Regions from separate parts of the Homo sapiens genome. Here region 1 is linked to region 2. Evidence: chromatin loops called from intact Hi-C (ENCODE). Cell type or tissue: Calu3. All regions are shown on one strand. Links, peaks and the distances in the headings refer to the core of each region. The heading gives the core; the rest is flanking DNA.

Region 1 (6,317 bases), core at 1,318-6,317, 400 kb after region 2:
CTTTAAACAAATTCCTTTGAATTTTGTTTAGGTAGAATAAGGCACTCAAAAATAGCACTGTCCAATAGAAATATAATGTTAGGGCCTGGTGTGGTGGCTCATGCCTGTAATCCCAACAGTTTGGGAGGCCGAGGTGGGTGGATCACTTGAAGTCAGGATATCGAGACCAGCCTGGCCAACATGGGTGGAACCCTGTCTCTACTAAAAATAAAAAAATTAGCTGGGTGTGGTGGCTCATGCTTGTAATCCCAGCTACTTGGGAGGCTGAGGCAGAAGGATCACTTGAACCTGGGAGGTGGAGGTTGCAGTGAGCTGAGATTGCACCACTGTACTCCAGCCTGGGCAACAGAGTGAGATTCCATCTCAAAAAAAAAAAAAAAAGAAATATAATGTTAGCCATGTGTGTAATTAAAAATGTTCTGGTAGCCGGGCACGGTGGCTCACGCCTGTAATCCCAGCATTTTGGGAGGCCGAGGAAGGCAGATAATGAGGTCAGGAGATTGAGACCATTGTGGCCAACATGGTGAAACCCTGTCTCTACTAAAATACAAAAAACACAAAAACAAAAACAAAAAATAGCTGTGCATCAAAATTAGCCAGGCGTGGTGGTGCGCGCCTGTAATCCCAGCTACTCGGGAGGCTGAGGAAGGAGAATGGCTTGAACCTGGGAGGCGGAGGTTGTGGTGAGCCAAGATCGCGCCATTGCACTCCAGCCTGGGCAACAAGAGAGAAACTCTGTCTTAAAAGAAAAATGTTCTGGTAGCCACACTTTAAAAAGTAAGAAGAAAGGGGTAAAATTAATTTTAACAATATATTTTGTTGAATATATCCAAAATAGTATCATTTCAACATGGAATCCATATATTCCATTATTACTGAGATTCCTTTTTTTCCCACGCTCTGTCTCCTGCAGTCAGGTATATATTTCACACCTGCAGCACATCCCATCCAAAGTGCTAGCCACGTCTCAAGCTCAAGCTCAAGGCCACATGTGCTGGTGGCTGCTGGGTTGGACAGCTCAGCTCTAGAACCTCACCTTCATGTCAGAAACCTTTCAAGGGGCTCCCCTCTTTGAAGAGAGAGAAGCTATCCATCATCCCTCAATTTGTTAGCTTTCCCCTCTGCGTGGAGGTCATTTTTCACTCACTCTGTAAGTATTAAAATGCCAAGCTTGCCTCAGCTTCTCAGCTACTGAATCTATCTCAAATTAATCATGAGAGGGAGAAAAACCATTGTGTCTTTTGAATCTCCCTGCCCATGACTTCTCTTTGTCCAGCTGGAAACAGAAACGCCTGCCCTGACGTTACTGTTCTGTCCAGCTCCGACACCAGTTCAGCTCTTGGAGCGCACCACGTGGTCCCACTGCCAGGCCTCTGCCTGTGCACTTCCTTCCACCTGGAGCACCCTCCCCACCTGCCTTAGTCTGTTCTGGCTGCTGTATCAAAACTGCTATAGGCTGGGTGTGGTGCCTCACACCTGCAATCCCAGCACTTTGGGACGCCAAGGCGGGCAGATCACTTGAGGTCAGAAGTTCGAGACCAGCCTGGGCAACACGGTGAAACCTCGTCTCTACTAAAATACAAAAATTAGCCGAGCCGGGCATGGTGGTGGGTGCCTGTAATCCCAGCTACTTGGGAGGCTGAGGTGGGAGAATCGCTTGAACATGCAAGGCAGAAGTTGCAGTGAGCTGACATGCGCCACTGCACTCCAGCCTGGGCGACAGACAGAGCAAAGCTCAAAAACAAAAAACAAACAAACAAAACACACACACACACACACACACACACACACACACACACACACAAAACCCCAAAAACTACCACAGATTGGGTGACTTATCAACAACAGAAATTTAGTTCTCATAGTTCTGGACGCTGAGAGGTCCAAAGGTCCAAAACCAAGGCACCAGTGGACTCAGTGTTTGGAGAGGGGCTGCTTCCTGCTTCATAGAGCTGTCTTCTTGCTGGCAGGTGGGTGAAGGAGCTCCCTTACAAGCTCTCTTTTATAAGGGCACGAATCGCATCTATGAGGGCTCTGTCCTTGTGACCTAATCACCTCCCGAAGGCCCCACCTCCAATACCATCACGTTTGAGATTAGGTTTCAACATGAATTTTGGGGAGAAATAAACAGCCTATAGCACAACCTCAGGCCTAGATGTAGGCCTTTTTTTTTGAGACAGAGCCTCACTCTGTCGCCCAGGCTAGAGTGCAGTGGCACAATCTCGGCTCACTGCAACCTCCACCTCCTGGGTTCAAGTGATTCTCCTGCCTCAGCCTCCTAAGTCGCTGGGATTACAGGCATGTGCCACCATGCCCAGCTAATTTTTGTACTTTTAGTAGAGATGGGGTCTTGCTATGTTGCCCAGGCTGGTCTTGAACTCCTGGCCTCAAACGATCCACCCCCCTCGGCCTCCTAAAGTGCTGGGATGACAGGTGTGAGCCACTGTGCCCGGCCACAGCTAGGTTTTCAGATGGAACTTGAGTTCTACCAATCTGATGCCTTCACACTGGGTCTGAACTGAGAGTGGAAGCGAGTGGGGTGAGAGGCAGCAGCAGGTCAGGTCCATACTTTGTGGGGGCAGAACCTGAATGCAGAACAAGTCTGGAGAGAGCAGCCTGGCCTCAGCTCCCTGTTGTCTGCACACAGCCGAAGCAGTGTCACTCCGGAGTCCACGGTTGGGTGGTAACTCCCTGTTTTTCTCACCTTCTACTATGGCACAGGTAGCAACCCCTGCAGTGGGGTTGTTCTGTGGTGGTGTTCTAGAAGTGGCTGAGCAGGGACCAGACTGCAGCCTTGGATACAACTACACTTACAATTTGGAAATCACGGAGGGAAGCACATCCTAGTGCTCACCTACATCAGTCCACCAGCTACTGTGAGCAGAACCAATCCCGGGGCCCTTTGAGACGGAATCTCGGCCAGGTGCGGTGGCTCATACCTACAATCCCAGCACTTTGGGAGGCCGAGGCAGGCAGATCACAAGGTCAAGAGATCGAGACCATCCTGGCCAACATGGTGAAACCCCATCTCTACTAAAAATACAAAAAATTAGCGGGGTGTGGTGGTGTGCACCTGTAGTCCCAGCTACTCAGGAGGCTGAGGCAGGAGAATCACTTGAATTTGGGAGGCGGAGGTTGCAGTGAGCTGAGATCGCGCCACTGCACACCAGCCTGGTTACAGAGCGAGACTCCATCTCAAAAGAAACACAGTCTCCCTGATATCTGGGCTGGCTCCATGTGGCAAAGGCTGGTTGAGCTTCCAGTGGGAAAGTGCTCTTGCGTGGGCTTGGGCCAGTCAGAGACGAGACCCACATGACTAGGTCCCAAACCTTCTCATCAAAAGCCTGCTTCGCCAGTCCCCAGTTCCGAATCTAGGACCTGCCTTTTTCAGGGTGATGGAAATGAAAATGCTCACTCCACACAGGGGAAATTTCCGTGCTTACCTTTGAAGTCTTGAAGTCATGGGGCTGCCCTTTTGCTCTAAAGAAAACCACCACACGGCCACATATTTTGGCACACACAAGTTTTTTTTTCTTTCCCCCAGAGACAGAGTCTTGCTCTGTTGCCCAGGCTAAAGTGCAATAGCACAATCATAGCTCACTGCAGCCTTGAACTCCTGGGTTCAAGCAACCTTCTCGCCTCAGCCTCTCAAGTAGTTGAGGTAACAGGTGCGCACCCCCATGTCTGCCTTTGGTTATACAGAGAAATCAATAAATTGAGCATTCTTTTTGCCCACTTTGAGTGGGAGAGCTAAATGCATTAAAATGGATAGTAATGGCAAAAGACATAATTGAGCAAGTCCAGAGTTATGTCAAAATGACGGGTTTCATCATGCATAAAGGCTATCATTCTCTCCATGGGCATGTGCCACATTTATAACAATATAAAAAGTATTCACCATATGGAACATGCATTCTTCTTCAGAAATGTGTTAAGTACATAGAGCTAGCTTAACCTGTATTTTAGGGTAACAGTTCTTTTTTTCATATTTTCTAATATTTATCCTCAATGTTTCCCTTAATCCTACTATGTTATTATTTGTGGTCCTAAAACTCTCAAGGTTTCTCCAAATTCTTACTCATTTGCTTACCATATTGTAGCAGGCCATAATTCTAGTGGGAATATGTGGAATCTGGAATCTCAATATTGCCTTAAGTTTGGGTGCCGTGGCTCATGCCGATAATTCTAGCACTTTGGGGGCTGAGGTGGGAGCATTGCTTGAGGCCAGGAGTTTGAGACCAATCTGGGCAACACGGCGAGATTCCATCTCTACAAAAAATGAAAAAATTATCTGGGTGTGTCGCTACATGCCTGTAATCCTAGCTGCTGGGAGGCTGAGGTGGAAGGATGGCTTGAACCCAGGAGTTTGAGGCTACAGTGAGCTATGATTGCACCACTCCAGACTTGGGTGACAGAGTGAGATCCTATCTCTTAAAAAAAAAAAGTATGGGTGTGGTGGCTCACGGCCACAATCCCAGCACTTTGGGAGGCCAAAGTAGGTAGATCACTTGAGTCCAGGAGTTCGAGACCAGCCCAGGTAACATAGTGAGAAACGCTGTCTCTACAGAAAGCATAAAAAATGAGCAGGGCGTGGTGGTGCACCTGTAGTCTGAGCTATCTGGGAGGCTGAGGTGGGAAGATTACCTGGGCCTGGGAGGTCGAGGCTGCAGTGAGCTGTGTTCACGCTACTGCACTCCAGCCTGGGTGATAGAGTGAGACCCTGTCTCAAAAGAAAAAAGAAAAAGGCACTTAAAAAATAACACTAGATAATCAAATAGCTATTAATTATTTGTCACGTTAATGACTGCATTTATTTGGCACTGAATGTATAGAAAGGTTTCTAAAGTATCTCCCAATTAAAAATACTTTCAGGCCAGGTGTGGTGGCTCATGCCTATAATTCCAGCACTTTGGGAGGCTGAGGCGGGTGTATTGCTTGAGCCCAGGAGTTCAAGATTAGCCTGAGCAACATACTGAGACCCCTGTCTCTACAAAAAACAAAAAAAAATTAGCCGGGGGATGTGGCCATGCCTGTAGTCTCAGCTACTCGGGAAGCTGAGGTGGGGGAACCGTTTGAGCCCGGGCTTATAGACATTGCAGTGAGCGGAGGTCGTGCCACCACACTCCAGCCTGGGTGACAGTGAGACCCTGTTTCAAAAAACAACAACAAAAATTTCAAAATAACTTTAATTAAATAATAGCTCAGACCTCAAGCCTTACCAATTTTATGTTGTTAGTGAGATTATTTTCCCCAACAAGGGAGGGGGATCAGAAGAGACAGTACAAACGCACTAATGATTAACCCAGGACGGGCTTCGTGGGAGACACACTAATAATTAACCCAGGATGGCTCTGTTAGAGAATCATTTGTACCTTTCTTGCCCCTAGGGTTCTATTGTTCATGATGAGCTTCATTCTCACCTGTCTGCCCTCTGAATTCAGTTGAGCATGGAAGGATGAAGGCAGGGCCCTGACCAGCAGCTGAAACGGCAGCCGCGCCGTACACCTGGAGAGAAGTCCTCAGCTTTGACGCATTTCTCATCTAATTGGTATATTCTTTAGAAATGCTTCCACATAAGCATTTTTCCCTCAGATGGTGAAGCTCCAGAAGCCGTCGTTCTCTAACTTTTTAAAGCAGTGAGTGATGCTCCTCTGCTGCCCCCTCAAGGTTCTCAGTTTTCTCCAGAGAGAGGCTTATTTATTTATTTATTTATTTATTTGTTTAGTTTTGAGACGGAGTCTTGCTCTGCTGCCCAGGCTGGAATGCAGTGGCGCCATCTCAGCTCACTGCAACCTCCAATTCCCAGGGTTCAACCAATTCACCAGCTTCAGCCTCCTGAGTAGCTGGGATTACAGGTGCCTGGCACCACATCCAGCTAATTTTTGTATTTTCAGTGGAGACGGGGTTTCACCATGTTGGCCAGGCTGGTCTCAAACTCCTGGGCTCAAGTGATCTGCCTGCCTCAGCCTCCCAAAGTGCTGGGATTACAGGCGTGAACCACTGCGCCTGGCCAGAGAGACACATTTTTATTTTTATTTATTTTTTTTGAGACGGAGTCTCGCTCTATCGCCCAGGCTGGAGTGCAGTGGCGCCATCTCGGCTCACTGCAAACTCTGTCTCCCGGGTTCACGCCATTTTCCTGCCTCAGCCTCCTGAGTAGCTGGGACTACAGGCGCCCGCCACCACGCCTGGCTAATTTTTTTTTTATTTTTAGTAGAGACGGGGTTTCACCATGTTAGCCAGGATGGTCTTGATCTCCTGACCTTGTGATCCGCCCGTCTCAGCCTCCCGAAGTGTTGGGAATACAGGCGTGAGCC
Region 2 (8,179 bases), core at 1,798-6,797:
TTATGTACATTTAAAAAAAATAAAATAAGCAATCTCAAATCTTCTGTGGGATATGGTAGGGGAAAAGGTAAAGAAGCGAATCACCCCGTAAGGAGAAAAAGCAGAATATGAGGTCAGAGGATTGCTTTATCTCCTCCGAACACAATGATTCTGAACTAACGACACTGTTGTGTTTTTCCAGTTGTCTCCCAGGTGGATGGAAAGAGGACATTTTGCTTTGCAAGGGTCTCTCTTCAAAAGGTTCAAATGTAAGTCCCTCCGATGCCTCCTTTCTGCTCCCCGCGCAGTGCATAGTGAGGCCACTGCTGCTTACCCTTCCCGGAACCACAAGATTGTCAATGCCAATCAAATCTTTCTTGAGTTCGTGCAGCTTCTGGAAATTCTCCATCTTGATCATCGTACCGTGGAGCTGTGCCACCATCTCCGTGATCTCTGCCAAAGCGGCTGTGAAGGAAAGACATACACAGTCTGCAGCGGGAAAGGCAGGCAGGGGTCTTCCCCTAGCAGCTGTCAGCTCAACGCTGCAGGGAAATCACTCCAGTCCCTGCACAGTATTCAAAGGTGTCTTTTGAGCAAAAACAGTGCTATTTCTCTATAATAAAAATTGATGGTGTATTTTCTGTATTTATTTGCTTCACTTTAGCATCTTAAAACTAAGTGACCCCTGCATGGTGACGTGGCATACAGCTGTCCTTCAATTAGACGGACCTGTTGGCTTAGAGGGGAAAGACACGGGGGAAGAAGACTGCCTTGAATTTTGTCCCTGGGTAGAGACTTTTCTTTTCCCTCCTGTTACTCGGAAAGAACAAGGCACAGTGAGCACAAAGAGGCCATAGAAAAATCTGGAGCAAAGTCAGCACCTCCTTGGGAGGAGGTGTAATTGATATTGTGAAGTGTCAGTATATTCCAGGTAACTAACATTCCACCACACCCCAGTTCTGTCTTGTGTGGAAATTACACTGTTTACCAAGATGGTTGTGAAGAATTGCTGTAGAATTCAAATTTTTTCTTTTCTTTTATTTGTTTGAGACAGAGTTTTGCTCTTGTTGCCCAGGCTGGAGTACAATGGCATAATCTCAGCTCACTGCAACCTCTGCCCCCAGGTTCAAGTGATTGTCCTGCCTCAGCCTCCCGAGTAGCTGGGATTACAGGTGCGTGCCACCACGCCCGGCTAATTTTGTATTTTCAGTAGAGACAAGGTTTCACCATGTTGGTTAGGCTGGTCTCGAACTCCTGACCTCAGGCGATCCACACGCCTTGGCCGCCCAAAGTGCTGGGATTACAGGCATGAGCCACCACATCAGGCCTTTATTTTTCGATAGAGGCACGGCTCCCCTATACTGGTGGGCATCCAATATTTAAAAGAAGCTAGTGCCTGATTAATACAAGCTTGGGTGGCACGCAAGTCCCCAGTGGCTGACAAGTTTGGGTGGCACTCAAGTCCCCAGCGGCTGAGCACTTGGGTAGTTTGGTCAAGAAAAGCAAGAAATACTTGTTGACTGAACTTCAGTCTTCAGAACTCTAAATACCTCTTTCACTGCTTTCCCCCAGCATTTCAGTGTTGGAAGGGAAGCATTTAGTTTTCTTGTTTTTTCCCCCAAGGATGCGAGTTAAATTCTCCCAGGCTTATCAGAGAATGCGGTCTCAGCCATAGTGACAAATCCCAGGCCTTGCTCGATTTTCAGACATGACCACCCAGTTTGGTCCAATAAACATTTACTTGGCATCCAGTGCTCAGTGGCAGGGCTGGGGGGTAGTGGGGAGCTCTGAGAGGAAAATGATGGAATGATGGCACCCCGGCCCCCGGTGCTCAGGGGCAGGGGCGTGCTGGGAACAGCCCTTGGCATTCAGTGTCCCTCTAGCTCTGGAAACCTAGGCTCCTACAGTGCTGCCACTTCATGCTTTAAGCTAGCTAGCACTCTCTTCCTCAATCATCAAGGATAGCCTATCTCCATTGGGTACTGTTTAGAGAAATAGCAGAGTGGAACTGGATGAGTCCGCCAAGAACAGCGCCTTCAAAACCACACACCGCTCTCACCCCCATGGGCGACAGATCTGAGGAGTCCTCAGAGCCAGGAGGGGCCCTGGGTCCTTTCCTCCGGGCTCGGCCAACACACAGGCAATGCCAGTGTGACAGGACAAGGCGGACAGGAGGTCAGCTCAACATCAGGTGCCAGGCACAAGCTGAGGCTTAAAGGACGAGAGAGAGCTGGCCAGGAAAGGCCAAGGAGGTGGTGGCCAGGACTCTAAGCAGAAGGAACGGAATGCACCAAGGTGTGGAGGCAAGAGGCAGCATGGTTTTGTTTTTAGAGACTGGGTCTAGGTCTGTCGCCTGGGCTGTGGTGCAATCATAGCTCACTGCAGCCTCCAACTCCTGGGCTCATGCGATCCTCCCACCTCAGCCTCCTGAGTAGCCGGCACTATAGGTGCATGCTCGTAATTTTTAAATTTTTTGTAGAGACAAGGTCTCACTGTGTTGCCCAGGCTGCTCTTGAACTCCCAGCCTCCAGTGATCCTCCCATCTTGGCCTCCCAAAGTGCTGGGATTACAGGTGTGAGCCACCACCCCTGGCCAGCATGGTTTGTTTTAAAGACAGATGGTCAATGACAAACCATGTCAGGAGGCACCTGTGTTCCCCTTCTGTGAACTGTCACTGTCTCAATTACTTTGCCAAGTCTTCTACCTATTGGGTTGCCTTTTTTTAACAACTAATTTGTAGGAGTCCGCCATATATTCTAGATATTAACAACGGTTTTTCTAGAACAAGCCTGGTATCACTGTTTCCCTCCTTAAAACACTTCCTGTTCGGCCTCTGCTCTTAGGTTACGGCTTTGCGGGGTCCATGGGGCGCAGTGGGATGTAGCCGCTGCTTTCTGTCGCAGCCTCACTTTGTGGCTCTCCCTGTGCCCTGCACGCTTTTGGCAATGTTCCGGTCTCTGTCCCCTCTGAACCTGAGCTTGTGCTGTTTCTAACTCTATTCTCCACACCCTCCTTTCACCCAGGAAAACTCCTATTTACATGTTAGTTCTGAACTTAGACACCATTTCCCTTCGAGATCCCCCCAACACCCCCTAACGCCCCGGCTCCAACTGCACCGTCCACTTCTCTCTCACGGCCCTAGTGCAGGGTTGCCACTGCCCAGGTACCTGCCTGCAGACCCTCCAGCACCCAGGTACCTGCCTGCAGACCCTCCAGTGGGTCCTGTGAGGTCAGGGGCCGCACTGTTCCTTCTCCCTCACACGCCCAGTACAGGTGCTCGCTGCGCAGCTGGGGTGTGAGAGCTGGCCAGGCCAGGTCATGAAGACTTCCGATTTTAGCCTGAGGCAGTCAGCCGTCACCCAGGTTTTAAGCCAAGGTGTAAGAAGATGGATTTTTAAAAAAGATGACAGTTTTGGCTAAAGAGTTGGGAGGTGTTTCTGACATTTCAGGCAAGGAATAAGGGCCTTGCCCTCCTAGTGGGTGTGTGGATTCGGGCCACCTGTGCGGGAGCCACCTACGCAGGGCCAACTCCGCATGCTAGGCCAGGGAGGGCAGACACCCACAGACCAACTGTGACACCAGACACAACGACTTCCGTTCAGAAGAGCACGCGTGGCCCCGTGGGAAAAGCAGGTCTGGAATGCGGCTCTGACCTCTGAGTGACCCAGCAAGTCCCTTCCCCTGAGTCTCAGCGTCACGCTCTGTAAAATGGGATAATGCAATTGATCTAAAGGGGTCCTTAAAGGAGTAATGGTGTGAACGTTGGTACAGTATCAGGTACACAGCACCTGGCCTGGGGCTGAGCAAGTACGAGCGGGTAGGACTGTCCATGAGATAGAAGGGCAGGACGGTTGTGACCATGGGTTCTAGATTTAGGTTCCAAATCATTTCCCTCCAAGCTGTGTGACTCTGGGCAGGTTCCTTAACCTCTCTAGTCTCCGTAGTCCCCATATGTAAGATGAACTCACCTGTGCCTGAGGCTTGGGAAGAGTTAATACAGGAGAGATGCTCATTATGCTGATGGGCACATTACAAATGACCGGTAGCAATGAGCAACAGGATTTCTTACAAGCTATGTTCTGTGGCCATGGTAGAGGGATGAGTTTCCGTCACGTGGGTAGAAGCAAGCTTCCTGGGTGGGGGCTAACTGTAAGCGGAGCTTCTCTAGGGATCTTTGCACAAAACCACCCAGGAACCAAAGGAGAAAATGCATGCAAGAGGCAAAGGAAGAAAGGGGTCCTGACGATCATCAGCACCTTCTTTACGGAAAGATCAAGATGTGGCCGGGCACCGTGGCTCACGCCTGTAATCCCAGCACTTTGGGAGGCCAAGGCGGGCGGATCACAAGGTCAGGAGTTCGAGACCAGCCTGACCAACACGGTGAAACCCCGTCTCTACTAAAAATACAAAAATTAGCCGGGCGTGGTGGCGGGCGCCTGTAATCCTAGCTGCTCCAGAGGCTGAGGCAGGAGAATCGCTTGAACCCGGGAGGTGGAGGTTGCAGTGAGCCGAGATCGCACCATTGCACTCCAGCCTGGGCGACAGAGTGAGACTCAGTCTCAAAAAAAAAAAAAAAAAATCAAGATGTAACCAAACACCAGAGCAGGAATAAAAACCGGCGCCCACCCTGATGAAAACCTGGGACCCAGCATCAGCTGACCTCTCTCCCCGGGGAGCCCCTCCCTGGCTGGGCTCAGTCTGGGAGCACCCGGCCTGAACTGTGGCATGGGCACCAGGTGGCGCAGGCTCCCAGCACTCACCTCGGCAGTCCCTGAAGTCGGCGTGGCTCGGCGGGTGGTGTTTGCACAGCCGCTCCAGGACCTGCTTGTAGTGCATGAGCCGGTGCAGTGGCCGCAGGAGGAAGGTGTTGAGCGGTAGGTAACACACCTTCTGCAGCTCAAAGTCTCTGCAGAAGTTCTCCAGCCGCCGGGAGCTCTTGATTCCATTCTCCAGGGCCTCCAAGGCCTCGCTGTGCTTCCACAGGTGAGCCGCCAGGTGCTTGGGAGGCAACAGAGGAGGAGGGTCCTGTTCAGCTGAATGGGATGCACCTGTGTTCTGCCCAGTTTCACTTGGGGAAATGAAGCGCTCCTGCACTCTCTATTTCACGATTTGTTTAATTTCCTTAAATTTCACATTGTTCATAGTTCACTCTTTTTGTTATTTCACTTAAGTTCTCAGGATGAAATAAAAAGGCCTATTAAGGTACTGAGCAGTTTAAAATACACATGGATCATAAAATATATAAGCTATGTATATAACATCAGAGGTATAAATGTTCCTTTAAAATTGAGCCTGGAAAAACTGGGGACAAATATATCAACAGGAGCTCCTTAAGGAGGGCTGTGGTTTTCTTCTAAATGTCTTCAGATAACAAACAGCCCAGGGGCCGTCAGTGAGCATTACATCGTTTTAAAACCACAGTTCTGCTTCCCTCGCCCCGTCTGCTCAGACAGTAGCTAAGCAGCTATGTGAGCCCCTCCTCTGCTAGGTCTGGGGAGATGGATGAGAGTCAGACAGCGCCCTGACTCTCCTGGAGTCATGGTGGGGATGGGGACAGAGTAAGCGCTTGGATGACAGAGCATTAAAGGAGGAATGAATTCACCTGGGTGGGAGGGAGGACTCCCAAGGCAAGGACACTTCCAGGCAGATAGGGGGAGAGCAGAGGACAGGGGACACCCCAGGACACAAAAACCGAGTTTGCTTTCTTCAAGTCTCACTTGATAATCACCTCCCAGAGTGGGCTTGCTCTCTATGTGCTGGTAACTCCCAAATCTGAATTTTTATTTTTTGTGACAGGGTCTCGCTCTATTGCCCAGGCTGGAGTGCAGTGGCGCAATCTCAGCTCACTGCAGCCTCGAACTCCTGGGCTCAAGGGATCCTCCTGCCTCAGCCTCGAGCAGCTGGGACTGCAGGCTTGAGCCACCACACCCAGCTAATTTAAAAAAAAATTATTTATTTATTTTTAGAGACAGGGTCTCACTATGTTGCCCAGGCTGGTGGTCTCAAACTCCTGGCCTCAAGTGATCCTCCCACCTTGGCCTTCCAAAGTGCTGGGAATACAGGCATGAGGCACCACGCCCGGCCTGAAATCTAGATTCTTCTATCATGTATGTGGGTGTATATTTGTATACATGTCTATAGATATAAAAGGCACAAAATGATGAAAGGTTTTGTAATTGACTTGTTTTTGTAGAAAAGCCTATGGTAGTATCTGGCACAGGCGAGTAGCCCAAGTCAGAGAGGAAAATGCGGCACCAGATCTAGATTTCTCATCCAGGCTATGGCCCAACCTCAGTGGCTTCTCCACTCCCACGCCCCGGAAAAAGCTGGAAACACAGCTGTCCAGACACATGCCCACTTCCTCCTGCCTCAGCTGGGGCCCCCGCATTTATTCTCTAACTTCAGGATGGGTACCACCACCAGCCAGGTACTCACGACATTAAAACCTGGGGTACACTCCACATTCTTTCCTTGTATGAACCCGTCCCCAAGTCCTATCAATTTGTCCTCCAGAAAATGTGGGACCTGCCCTTGTCTTCTTTCCCATGGTCACTGTTCTCATTCTGGCTGTGTGGTCTCCAGCCCCTTCCACTTCACTGTGAGTTGAGCCCCTTGAATGAACTTTCTGCAATGCCACTCAACAGACTCCCCTTAAGCCGGGATCCCTCTGACCTCTCTGGCATTGACGCTTGCGACTCACCCTGAGCCACCCACTGACCGCCCTGCATCCAAATGCGGCACACTCTCGCACCCAGAGACTCTGCACACAGTGACCCCTGCTGAGGACCCCCCATCCCTCGGGGTTACTCCGGGGCCTGCCCTGCTCTGTACTCCTGCATCCTCCCGCACTCACTGCTGTGTCTTTCCACAACCGCCCTTATCACACAGCCTCCCTGCTGGGTTGATTTCATGACTTTCTGTTTTGAAATAGACATTCATAGGAAGTTGCAAAGAAACATACAGGGAGGGATTGTGCACCCCTCACCCAGCCTCCCTCAATGGTGACATCCTGCAAAACTAGAGTACAATATCAACACCAGGAAATTGACATTGGTACAGCCCACAGAGCTTATTCAGATTGCACCAGTTATACACGCTCTTGCATGTGTGTGCGTGCATGTGCGTGCATGTGTGTGTCGCTCTGTGCGATGCTATCACACGTGTGGTCCCCTATTTGATTTTGAGAGGGCATCATCATGTTGTAACATCCTGGCATGTCGTCACATCCTTGGGGGCCTGGCATACACAGTGGGTGTCCAAAGGTCTTCCCTGTATATACCAAAGAGCCAACGAAGCAATGCACACACCCAGGCCAAGGCAGAGGTCTTGGGAGGACACATGAGTTGACGGTGGCCGGAAGGCAGGGTGGAAGGTGAAGGGTTGGGAGCAGGGTCTGGAGAGACAGCCTAGGACTAGAGCAGAGGCTTTCTTCACTAGGTTTAGAGTTTGGACTGCATTCTCCAAACCATAGAGAAACCAGGAGGGCTTTGCGCTGTCAGTTTTGTGTTGTATGAACAGTGACTCCAGCCATCATATAAGTAGTGGGTTGGAAGGCTGGGTTGGTGGGAGGTGACTCATTGGGAAGCTGGCCTGGTCGCCTAGCAGGAAGAAAACAGAGAGCCAGGAGAAGCAAAGTGGTAGAAGTGTCAGAAAGAGGTACAGGTGGTAGAAGCTTGGAGAGACAGGCGATACAGGAAGGAATGAAGGTCCCCACTTGCCAAGCAGGTGAAGGTCAGGATGAAAGGCCCTTTCTTTGCATTGATTTCCAAGCGTTTTTGTGCGTCTGGATGGATGTGTGCAAGTGGACATTCACAGCGTGGGCTGGAGATCCTGATTTGGGTGTCTCTGACTCTGTGGAGGTGGTTAAAGACCCTGGACTACCCTCCCTTGGTTGTGTGACCTCACTCCTGTGTGCAGAGTCTGGGAAGAGCCAATCAGGCTGAGACTGATGACAGCAGGTGAGTGCACGGGTCGGGGGTGGGAGCGAAGCGGGAAAGACACTGCAGGCTCGAGAACACTCTAAGCATTTGGACAACAGTGCTGGCCTGGGCTTCTCACATTTCTGGAAACTTCTGCTGTGCCCCTCCATGCTTTATAGAAATTCTTTAAAACAATAAAAACAGCAATTAAAAAAAACCCCAACTAACTTCTCAAAAAGGCTGCCAGTGACTCTCAGCAACCTCTCCGTCTATTTTTATTT

What was found. Peaks named below come from ENCODE experiments on the same cell type or tissue, not always from the same donor. Only the 100,000 strongest peaks of a DNase experiment are listed, where the experiment ranks them.
Region 1: a loop joins it to region 2, with 6 times the contacts of the local background. A loop is called at or near these places in 12 of 110 quality-filtered maps.

The regions. Positions count from the first base shown.
Region 1 is chr13:98,032,820-98,039,136 of GRCh38, reverse strand. No RefSeq gene overlaps it. Among named protein-coding and RNA genes, the nearest start is that of IPO5, 82 kb to the right of the region's middle. In Calu3, for the core only: no CTCF peak of the experiment used is centred there; no DNase peak of the experiment used is centred there.
Region 2 is chr13:98,427,841-98,436,019 of GRCh38, reverse strand. It overlaps FARP1 (FERM, ARH/RhoGEF and pleckstrin domain protein 1), which reads right to left. Exons shown (of 27, transcript NM_005766.4): 18 at 4,740-4,977; 19 at 314-444. FARP1-AS1 (FARP1 antisense RNA 1) reads left to right here and starts at 180. Exons shown (of 2, transcript NR_046595.1): 1 at 180-248; 2 at 362-615. In Calu3, for the core only: no CTCF peak of the experiment used is centred there; a DNase peak (open chromatin) is centred at 4,739.